Regions from separate parts of the Mus musculus genome. Here region 2 is linked to region 1. The links are chromatin loops, found by intact Hi-C in ENCODE. Cell type or tissue: heart. All regions are shown on one strand. Each heading gives the region's core, and the rest is flanking DNA. Links, peaks and the distances in the headings are about the cores only.

The links. Peaks named below come from ENCODE experiments on the same cell type or tissue, not always from the same donor. Only the 100,000 strongest peaks of a DNase experiment are listed, where the experiment ranks them.
Region 2: it touches region 1 in a loop (2.7-fold over the local background); 2 of 42 quality-filtered maps call a loop at or near these places.

The regions. Positions count from the first base shown.
Region 1 is chr5:32,610,182-32,615,747 of GRCm38, forward strand. Gm10461 reads right to left here and starts at 5,397. Exons shown (of 2, transcript XM_030254958.1): 1 at 5,345-5,397; 2 at 1-1,871. The coding sequence starts at 5,397. The coding sequence ends at 1,043. It overlaps Yes1 (YES proto-oncogene 1, Src family tyrosine kinase), which reads left to right and starts at 990. Exons shown (of 12, transcript NM_001205132.1): 1 at 990-1,194. In heart, for the core only: a CTCF peak has its summit at 3,053 (motif pointing right); no DNase peak of the experiment used is centred there; H3K4me3 peaks cover 541 bases; H3K27ac peaks cover 648 bases.
Region 2 is chr5:32,458,351-32,463,916 of GRCm38, forward strand. It overlaps Ppp1cb (protein phosphatase 1 catalytic subunit beta), which reads left to right and starts at 620. Exons shown (of 8, transcript NM_172707.3): 1 at 620-1,057. The coding sequence starts at 1,006. In heart, for the core only: a CTCF peak has its summit at 2,263; no DNase peak of the experiment used is centred there; H3K4me3 peaks cover 1,939 bases; H3K27ac peaks cover 1,301 bases.

The DNA.
Region 1 (5,566 bases), core at 2,066-4,565:
GTTGATATGTCAAAGATGATGCTGAATTTCTCTGAAAACCACAAAGGAAACCAACAGTCCCACATTAATACTTCGAATAACCCCACCAAAGAGGAAATACAAAAGGGAAATTAAGAGTGTGATAAGGCAGACGTGCCTTTAGCAGGAGTACTTCTAGATTGTCTTTTGACCCTCTCAATCTTGTACCTCAGTTCCTCCTAAACCCTTCCTTTTTCTACAAGGCAAGCAGAAAAAACGATGCAAGGCCTTCGGAGGGAAAACAAACAAAAAACCTTTCATCTTGACTTCTTCACTTCAAGGGGCCCAAACGTCAGCTTTCATAGCTGTCAAGAAGAGTCACAGTGCCTGTCCGGGTTCCCTATTACGAGGATCAAATACAATGCTGTCCCACTCTAAGTGAGAGCCACCATTCCTGGGAGAATTGCCAACACAACTCAGGTTCGGTTCTACTCGCGCGGCAAGGCTGGTTCGACCTACAGTCAACAGGAAGCTTCTGCGGCCAGACGAGAACCAAGGTGTCAGCACTGCCCTGATGGCTCACGCGGTTCGACTGTGATTTTACTATCAGTGACAAAGGGTGCGGAGGCACAAAGCTGAGAAATGAACAGTCAACCTTTCTCCAAAGAACCCCAACCCCGATCACCCTCCGAAAACAAAGCCCCACACCCCTCAGTGTTTCGGTGAGCCAGGCGGAGCCCCGCTTCGCCCGTTGCGGTAGTCGGCGTGCGGGCAAGGCAGGGAACCACATGCCGCTGCTGCTTTCTCCTCACGCCCCCTCGGGAGCACGCCTGACCCCTGGCGCCATGTTGGGCCGGCAGGCACGACACGGCCGGGCCTCCCAGCGGCCCGCGGACCCCGCGCAGAGCTCCCGCGCCGGAAGGCGCTCCCAGCAGACAGCAGAGCGCGAGTTCCGGTGAGCGGGCGCGCGCAGGTAGCCGCAACCCCCGCCCCGCGCGCGATCCGGAGCGGAGGGGCGGGGCCGGCGGCGAGAGGAGGAGAGAGGGAGGCCGCGGGGTGCGGGCGTCCGGGAGTTCCCTCCTCCTCAAGTAAAGCGTCCCGGGCCGGCTGCGCCGCCGTCGCTGCCTCCTGGCGCCCCGCGACCTGGAGGTGGAGAAGGGAGAGGGACCCGCGGGCGTCCACCTCGGCCGGCCGCCTTCTCCCCGCGGCGACCCGTGCGAGTGCGGCCGGACTCAGGTAAGCTCGCGGCGTGGCCTCGCGACGTAGGCAGCTGACCCGGACCGGGCAGCTCTAGGCCTCGGCATCCACCCTCCTGCTCCCGGGCTTCTCGAGGCGCCGCCGCCCCTGCCGCTGTCCGCCTACTGGTCCCGGAGTCTGGAAGTTGAGGAGAAACTTCTCCCCTCCCGCGGTCTGGCTGGCGGGCGTGAGTGTCTCGTCTCCTGGGCTCACTACCTGCTTGCCCAGTGCCTCGGTCTCCGCCCTGTCCAGTACTTCCCGATTCTGCGGGAGTCCGGATAGTGGTCCAGCCTATGTGGTGCCGCCGCTGCACCCTCCACCCCAAAGGACGTGGGGTCACTCCCGAATGAGGACCAGAGGGTAGGGCAGCGGCCCCTTCTCGTCCTAGCGGCTGGAGGTCTGTGTCGCCGGACGCCCGCAGCAACTGTCTGGAGCGAGGAGTGGAACTCGTGGAGCGAGCGGGTGAGCGGCGGGTTGTACTTGGTTTGATTGCAAACCACGACCTGTTTATAAAGTTTTCCTTTGTTTGGGTTTGAGGGTGTTGGGACGTGTTACAATCAGCGGCCACTTTTAAGTGCCTTGCCACTCCGCCTCCCCGTGAGTTCGGTTCTCTGTCCTCCTGTGTCAACGAAAATTTTGTTTGTGTTTTGCTTCTTGATAATTGCTTCCAGCTTTTGCTTTATTGGGCTTGAGAAAGAGTTGTTTTTAAAAAGTGGGAATATCGTTTCTGGTATAGGGATTGTGAATGGGGCATAGCGTAGTTTTGATGTAGTTATTCTTTGCATAAGTGATTGGAACAGCAGTGGAAATGACAGTTATCAAAGTAAATAAACGAAAAGTATGCAGTTGAAACATAACTTTGTACCTCTCTTGTGTGTTCCACAGCTGTGTTTTTTACATGTGATTTCACAGGATATTTCGGTATGGTATATTCATGTATTTCGTGTAAAATTACTGACCAAAATTGGCAATTGAAAGTGAGTTTAAACATCCTGTTAAATTTCTAAATTTAAATTACTCACTAATGAAAATGTTATTAAGTGTGCATGTGTGACTCAATTTAAGGCCAAATGTGTGCTACCTCTATTAACCAGCACAATGGTGTGGACTAGAAACATTTTGAGTGGGCAGATAGGGAGTGTTAAATTAAAAGCCAAAGTTCTTATATGCAACATATATGAGAGAGAATACAACTGTAGGAAAGTTGTTCTTCAGGAATTTTTTCCGCTTGCTAAATGCATTTAGCTATATCTTATTTTTGAATACCAGCAAAACCTCAGTGAAAATGTAGATGCTGGTTGACATTTCAGTAGGTCCTAAATTTAGGGGAGGGAGAAGATTGCCTTTGATTGAAACTTAGATACAAGACTGTTTATATTCCATATTTCCAGGATAAAATAAAAGCTTTTAAAATGTGTGCTTTGCCATAAAACTACGGTAATGTTATACCTTTAATTTTGTAGCTAGTTTTTGCTGACTTCACAAACCACAAAATTGACTCCTTTCTGTTCAACTGAAAGTGAAATTACAGCCTTGACCTGTCTTCTTGGGATAGGTGTGAAATTTATCTCATGGCCAAAGGATAATATTAATATATAGTCAAAAATTGTTTTTAGTTGAAGAAATTCTCAAAAAAACCCATTGTCTTTGCAAATAAAATTTTATTTCATTGCATATATAAATAAAAGAATATGCTAAAAGAGTAGTGAAATATTACTACTTGTATACTTGTTTAAATCCTTGTTTACTTACAGTTCAAATTTGCATAGTTCTAACAGTAATAGCATACTACTGTGGGTAATTTAAAAAAATATATTTTATTTATATAAGTACACTGTCGCTGTCTTCAGACACCAGAAGAGGGCATCAGATCCCATTACAGATGGTTGTGAGCCACCATGTGGTTGCTGGGAATTGAACTCAGGATCTCCGGAAGAGCAGTCAATGCTCTTAACTGCTGAGCCAACTCTCCAGCCTTGGTAATTTTTAAAAAAAATATATTGAGCTTCCAATTTAGTGGTTCAGGTTGGTGTGAGCATCATTTATTAGTCTTATTACTTATTACCATTGTTTAGGAAAGAAACCTGAGCAGATTTTTTTTTTTTTTTTTTTTTTTGAAGAGCATTGCTAGGTTCTGATGTCTAGGGATGCAAATTTAAGTGATAAAACTATTAAAAAAAAAACTACAAGGAAGTGATGCTTCTATCCTTGGGGTCTTGGAGGTGTTAGTTTTAATTTAATTTATGAGCTCATACATTTGTGTGTTTGTTACCTGGGTTTTATATTTTACATAAAAATATTTTTAAGAAGCCTGAATGTAATGCAGTATAGAAGGTGCTTAGGTTAAGTTAATAATTTTCAAGATAATCTGGTTTCCTGTCACATCCTTTAATCTTTTCCCTGTTGATTAAAAATTTTAGTCATTGGTGTCTAGCTTAAGGGCACTCCCTGGGCTCTTCTTTGCTAACAGGTTTAGACTTCTTGCATCATAAATATCATATACTAGTTTGTGTGTGAAAATACCACACACACACACACACACACACACACACTCACACAAAAAAATCTAATAAAAAAAAGTTAAAAAAAAAGAAAATACCACACACTTCCAAATGTTCTTGATTTTTATGTTATTTTAATGTTCTGAGAGGTGTTATGTGTTATTAATTTTAAATATAAATAGTAAATAGAAAGTAATCAAAATGTTTATTGAATGGATAGGTGTTCTTTTATCAGGTACCTACCTTTCAGAAAATCAGGTACCATGACAAAACTGACATAGCAAGAGTTGACTTTCATTCATTTTTTTTTCCTTAAAGCAATAATGCTTCAAATAAGAACAATTCAGTGTCAGTTTTAACATAAGATTTTTCATTGTGTAGTGATTTTCCCTTTAATTACACTTTATGAGGTTTGTAGAGTCTGAAGCAATAATATACTTTTGTTACAGAAGGAAGCAATGACAATGGTGTTTCAGAGACAGAGTGGTTGCCTGAGGCCGCTTTAGTTATTCTGTGTAGTTGCTTGCTGTTTTAGCTGTTGGTTTTGTTACTTTATGTTGATGTAATGGAGCGCTGAAGAAGAGATTGCATCTGTGCCAAGTTCATGTCACAGGAACTTTGCCTCATTGTAAAGGCAATGTTTGTGATTCTGTCCTTGTGTGCATATTTACAGGAAATTTTAGTAAGATCTTCCATTGTTCAGAGAGCTACATGGCTAGGTCACCTTTGGTTCACATTTAAACTTACTTATACTAAAGATACAAGTCCTCTAGCAAAAGCCCTAACTGCTTCTCTTCAGAGGAAATAATCTGTTCCTATTAAAGTGTGTTGGTGTCTTACCAGCACTGTGTACAGCCACTTATGTATGACTACAATCGGGTATATATTTTCTTTTTTCTTCTCTCAGCTGCTCCAGTGCCACAATTAGCTGAGTATTGCTCAGCTGCAGCTGCTGGGTGATTATGAGCCATCCAGCTCCTGTCTAAACTCAGAGACAGATTTAGCAAAGGAGCTATAGTAACAGCCGAGATAGAAAGGGAAGAGCCAGTGCTGCTGCCAGTATCATTTGAGCAAGTCTGTGCCAAGGGATCCTTGGCTGCTGCAGCACTACTGTTGTCTTGGAACCAGCCGACTTGATGGCAGCGTGTCTGTATCTGAGTGGAGGTTTATAACCTTAAGACTGGGAAACATACTCCAAGAAAAATGGAGAATGCTATGATTACAAAGTAGAGTGTGATGTACTGATGGCATGAATTACAAGCCTCGGTGCCTCATCTCCTTGCCTAGCAGTGCCTTTCAGATGTTGGGTTTTAAGAAGCATGTAACATATTTCAAGTTAGAGGGGTGGCTGGATTGCTGATGTACATTAATTTGGACTCTCCTACAAAAAGTAGAAGATCCCTTGAGAGGGGTTAGTTCTAGAACTAGCTACCCCCTGTTGTCTGAACTTTGAAAATAGAAACCCCAAATTCCTTTTTCTTACTGTTGGTATTTGAGAAGCTAAGCCTCAACAAGTACAGGTACTAGTAATCCATGGTAGTCAGTAAGAGGAGGTGGGATGGGGGGATTGGGAGTTCAAGGCCAGTATTACCTTGTCTCAAAAGTAAAAGGGGGAAATGCAAACACAGTGTCAGCTATGTATGGCAAACCAGACTGGAAGAGACCAGGAGACGATTTTGCTGCCTGTGAAATGATAATGCATCGTTTTATACTGTTCTTTTTACAGCTATCTACTGAAAATTAGATGGAACAGATCCTTTTAATAATCCTGGAAGTACTGGGTGGCTCAGGGTTTGGGCTAATTTGAGGTAGGGATTAGAAATAGTTCAAATTAGCATAACCCTAAGGAAGAGATGCGGAAGACTGACTGG
Region 2 (5,566 bases), core at 1,276-3,775, 150 kb before region 1:
AATGTTTAAAAATCACAAGATAAGAGAATTAAGCAATATAAGAAATCAATGAACAGAAAAGAACTATAGAAAAGTGGTATCCTGAGTGTATGGAGATGTCGGGAGCGTGTAAAATCTTATTGCTGTTGACTGAGGCCCACTTTGAATCCTGTTTCTTCTAGGGTCACCTGGCGAATCAGCGACTCTGGTGATGTGATACAGAGCCCTTGATCTGCAATGTCAATCTTTTTCAACAGAGAAGTCTCTTATCTCCAGCACACCTGGGTTTCCAACATAGGCAACTGAAACCCACGTTTCCGGGTTAGCGGAAATACGAGCAATTGTTTTGAAAACCAGTGACTGAAACCTAGAAAAGAAAAGCAAGGCGGGAAGAACGCAATAGTTAACTCTGCGGAACCACCAGGCCCTGGGGAGCAGGGAAGGAAGGTCATTCCAGCCTACGCCGGCTCTGCGTTCACAAGCAAGGCAGGCTCCGCCCTGCGCCTGCGTAGTGGCGACTGTTCGTTGCAGTGGAACGCCTGAGAGAGGGAATCGCTCCTGCGCGTTAGCAACCGCGGAGGGGAGGGCGGGGAGCTGGAGAGGCAGGAAGGGGACGTGGCGCGCGTGCGCGCAGTTCGGCGCGGCTAGGCGGCCCGCAAGGGCGGAGGGGAGGGAGTGACGCTGAGGGCGGGGCTGTCCGTGGCGCTGCCGAGCTTTGCGGAGCTGGGCGGTGCCGAGGAGGAGGTGGAGGAGGCGGTGGCGGCTGGGGTCTGACGCGGCCCGGTTCCTGACGCGGCCCGGTTCCTGGGGGCCTGCTTGTTTATTTATTTATTTCCAGTGGGCGCCGCCAGCGTGTGCGCGCGCTGTCGCTGCTCGGCGGGGAGGGGGTGGGGGGAGGGCCCGCGCCCGGGGGGAGTTGGAGCCGGGGTCGAAACGCCGCGTGACTCGTAGGTGAGAACGCCGAGCCGCCGCCGCCGCCGAGAAGCCCTGTTAACGCTTTAGGGAGGAGAGTCTGGTGCCGACAAGATGGCGGACGGGGAGCTGAACGTGGACAGCCTCATCACCCGCCTGCTGGAGGGTGAGTGCGGCGCCGGCTCGTCTCCCCACCCGGCCGCGGGGCCCTTCCCGCTCGAGCTGAGGTCGGAGAGGAGGGCAGGCGGGCGGGCGGGCGGGCGGGCCGGGTGCCCCAGGAGGCCAGGAGCGCGGGCTGGCGGGCGGGCAGGCGGGGAGGCCGGGCCGAGCGAGGCCGGAGGCCCATCGGCTGGTACAGTCTTCCCGAGAGGCGGCCGGGCTCCGCTTGGCCGCTGTGCTGGCCTCTGCAGACCGTTCCGAAGAAGGGGCGAGGATGCCTGCCGCTGGGCTTTGTGTGTCCGTGGAATGTGTATTTCTCGGTTCTCTTTGTGCGTTGCCCTTGGCAGCCTCCGATGGTCGTTCCGGTAGTGAATTTTACATAAAACCTTCCCAGTAAGGCTCTCGGATCGTTTGCATTTTACTGGATGCTCTAGAAAGAATTAGGGAGAGGATACGATGACTAGTTTACCATTTATTATCTGGAGTATAAAAAAACAGTAAAAATCCTGAATCAGGTTAAAGACGTCCGTTAGAAATACGAAACGCCCGGATACATGTGCTGAAGGGGTTGATTTGGGGGCTTTTTTTTTTTTTTAAACATGTTTGAGCCGAGTTTAATTTCTGCACAAACTTAGCAAATGTCTGTTGTGAATAATCTCTTGAGCTTAAAAGGTATTTTACAAGTGTTCTCAGCATTTGAAGTTCCGGGTTCTTATGCTTTTATCGATTAGTTTTGTGTTGGTGGGAACATAAGGAGAAAAGAGGAGATGGAGAGGCCAGTAGTTAAATGTATTGGTCCGTTGGGGGATACTGTTCGAAGTTAAAGGCGGGTCTTGGTCAAAAGAACCCTTTTACGCTATAAAATTTGCGTCGTCACTAATTGTGGAGTGTGTAAAAAAGAATTGCGTTTTTGAGTGGTTAAGAGTCCTTTTTGTCAGCCTCCTAATGAATGCGTGTGTTTACTACAGCGAAGCTGTTTGTGTTTGGAATTTTACCAAAGAGCGTGGAGAGGGGTGACTTTTCTTTAACTAGTTAAAGTACGAAGTATTTATTCTCTGTTTAAAACAACAACAACAACAAAACAACTCTGTTTATATGCTCCAGATGTAAAAGCTTTCCAGCAGCCTTAAGGCTGAGAAAAAGGCAGAACTTTTACCAGGAACTCTTTCTTATTTACCTTCTCCTTTAGTATCAAGTTATTCCTGGGAGGCCCCCTGGTGCTTGCTGTGTTTACTGCTTGGGATTTTGTGGTCTTTAATTGATAGAAACATCTTGCTGGGTCTGTGAGAAATTTGTTTAGTTAAAAAAAATTTATGCTTGTAGTACATGGCTGGCTCTATTAGGGAAATATAGTTATTTTAAATCTTTATATCTTGTTACTCTTCGGAGAAGGGGAATTTAAGCCCACCACTGTTTTCATATAATCTAAATTTTAAATTAAATTTGGATCAGATTTTATCGCAGTTTATTAATATTTTTAATTTTTCATAAATACCTTATAGCAGATGCATGTATTTTAAACCGATCTAGAAGCCTTTAAATCAAATGTACTTCTATACAGTTACAGATGCTTAAATACAACTAATAGAGTGGGAGTTGTAGAGAAAAAGGGGAAAGTAGCCTGAGCTATATCATTGTTAAATATTTGGTTCTATCATCAGTCACCAGCACCCACCAGTCCCCCCTTCTTGGGTAAGAATACGTTCTTTTTTTCTAATATAGCAAGTGTTTATTGACTGCACTGCCAGGCACCAGGAGTCAAAGATAAGGCTCACTCCTCACTCAAGCAGCTCAGTATAAACAAGTGGCTTCTCAGTGTGTGCTAGCCTTCCTGCTCTTCCTGCTTTGAATGTACAATTTATTAGTAGTTTTGTTACATTCTTGTTCCTTAATCCAGACGAAGACTGCTTTTGTTGTTACTCTAAAATATTACCAGTCCCTCCTTCCCTCCCCAAGCCTAAACCTGTTCAAATAAATTTTGAAGTCTTGGATTTTCTAGTGAGTAAATTCAATCTTGAAAAAAAAATTTTTTTTGAGACAGGGTTTCTCTGTACCTGGCTATCCTGGAACTTGCTCTGTAGACCAGGCTGCCTCAAACTCTGCCTCCCCAAATACTGGGAATTAGAGACATGCACCACCTCTGCCGGGCAGCCTACTTTAGTTTTCAGTATTACATGCTAATTTAACTCAAATTCAAGTGGTGCTATTCTGTAAAGTTGCCTCGCAGAACAGAATAACCTGGTTATATATTTTGTGCGTCCTAAATGAAAGTGAACATTAAAAGATACATAATTATAGTTAAAGATGTCTAGGTTATATATTTTGTGTGTCCTAAATGAAAGTGAACATTAAAAGATATGTAATTATAGTTAAAGACGTCTATCCATAGCAAGACTACAGTTAGTGGTCATTGTATTGAAAGTGTGAAGAGAACCTTCGAGAATGTGTGCTCTAAGGACCAGTATGATAAATATGACATCCTTGGTAGATAAAATGTGTGGATTCAGTGTGTTCAGCCATTTCACAGTGTATGCACTTAAAATATGTGTTCCTAAAAGATGCAGTGTTGTCTATCAATTAAAGATTGCTTTTGGCTGGGCAAAAAGTTGTGGCTTTAATCCCAGCACCCAGTAGGCTGAGGCAGGCAGATCTCTGAGCTCTAGACCAGCAAAACACAACAGGAAAAAAACCTTGCTTTTGTAAAAATGTTTTTTTGCATTAAGAGAAAAAAATTGATCAGAACCTAGTCTCATTTTAAAGTGTTTACTTTATGTTACAGTTTATTCATTTAAAAATATATTAAACTCTGATGGCCAGTTAAGTGCACTCACTTTCAGTAACTACTTTTTATGTTACTTTGTTCGATGTTAGACCATTTAAATAAAAAGACTAGAACATTGTTTGGACTGGGTGTGCTTCTCCAGTATTATTTTCTTGGTTTAAGTTTTACTTACAACTAAACAATAACTGTTTTGCCATCTGTAGTGACCCTACTATAGTCTTGTGATTTATCATAATTGATTACATAAGTTCAGATTAGTTCTGTGAGTGAGCTAGAAAGCCTGCCTAGTAAAAGGTTTTGCTTAGAGTGGTTGTTCTCTAGATATTTGAAGAGGAAGTGGGAGTCACCTGGGGGCCTTAGGTAACATTCCAAATGAGTTTATTTTGAAAGAAGTCAAAAGTAAGTAGAATCCTGATACTTTGTGAAAGAGAATCAAATGGTGCCCTTGGAGGCCAGAAGATGCCCTAGAACTGGAATTACGATGTGATGAGCCGCCCTGTGGGTGCTGAGATTTGAACCCAGGTCTTCTGCAAGAACAGCCAGGCTCTTAACGGCTGAGCCATTGCTCCAGCCCAAACCTTCCCTTTTAAAGACAACTTTGAGATGCAGTTCATATCCCACATGGTTTGCCTATTGCTGCTGTGTTAGTCAGTGAGTTTTAGTGTGTCCACAGTGTTTTGCAGCTATCACCACTGTCAGCTTTAGAACATTCTCCCTCCCTTCCACCTCCCCCCACCCCCACAAGCCCTGTTTCTTTTTTCTTCATCTGTCTCCCTCTAGGCAGTAGAGCGGATCGGATCGTTAATCTGCCTTCTTTCTCCAGATTTGCCGGTTTATGCACATATTATGTAAATGAAAGTGTATATAATGTGGTCTTTTGTGACTAATTTTCTTTTGAGTTTTTTGAGTTCAAGTTTTTGAGACAAGGTGTTACTGTGTTGCCTTTGCTGTCCCCAAACTCAGAGATCCTCCTGGGATTAAAGGCTCTGTAACTCCTGGGCCTCTTGTAATGTTTTCAAGTTTCAACTATGTTATAAAATGTATTAGTACTTCATTCCTTTTATGGCTGAATAATACTCCATTGTGTCTGTGTAACAATTTTCAGAAATACTCACTGGTTGATGGCTATTTGAGTTGTTTTCCCTTTTGACCTTTGAGGACGATCCTGCTCTCAACTTGTTTTTGAGTGGATTTAGGCTTTCAGTTCCCTAGGCTAGATTGCTGGGAGGGGAATTGTTACATGGTAACTCGGTGTTTAGACTTTTGGAAAACTGGAGAGAGTTAAAGCTTCTTTATTGATTACATTGCTTCAAGTTCAAGCCCAGTAGTTTAAAAGACAGGTTGAAGCAGGTGCCAGCTGCTCTGGCTGCCTCTTCCTTCACAGGGAACATCTTCATACTGTGTGTGAACATGAGGTAACTCATTAGAAGTAAGAGCAGGCTGGAGAGTAGATCATTGGAGGTAGACTTTCTTCTCTTGAGTGTTCTGGGTGAGTCATAGATAGACCAATCCCTGTTTGTCCAGAAAGTAAAGGAAACTGATTTGATTTGAGAAAAAAACCAAAAAACCAAACCAAAACAAGAAAAACCTCCAGAGATATTTTCTGTGACATTTCCAAATAATTCATTGAAATTTAGAGACCTATTCGAATTACTATCTGCGGAGAGAAGAGTTACTCCCACCCCTCCTTTAATTACTAAAGGACATTATGTTGAAGATACTCTACCGGTGAGA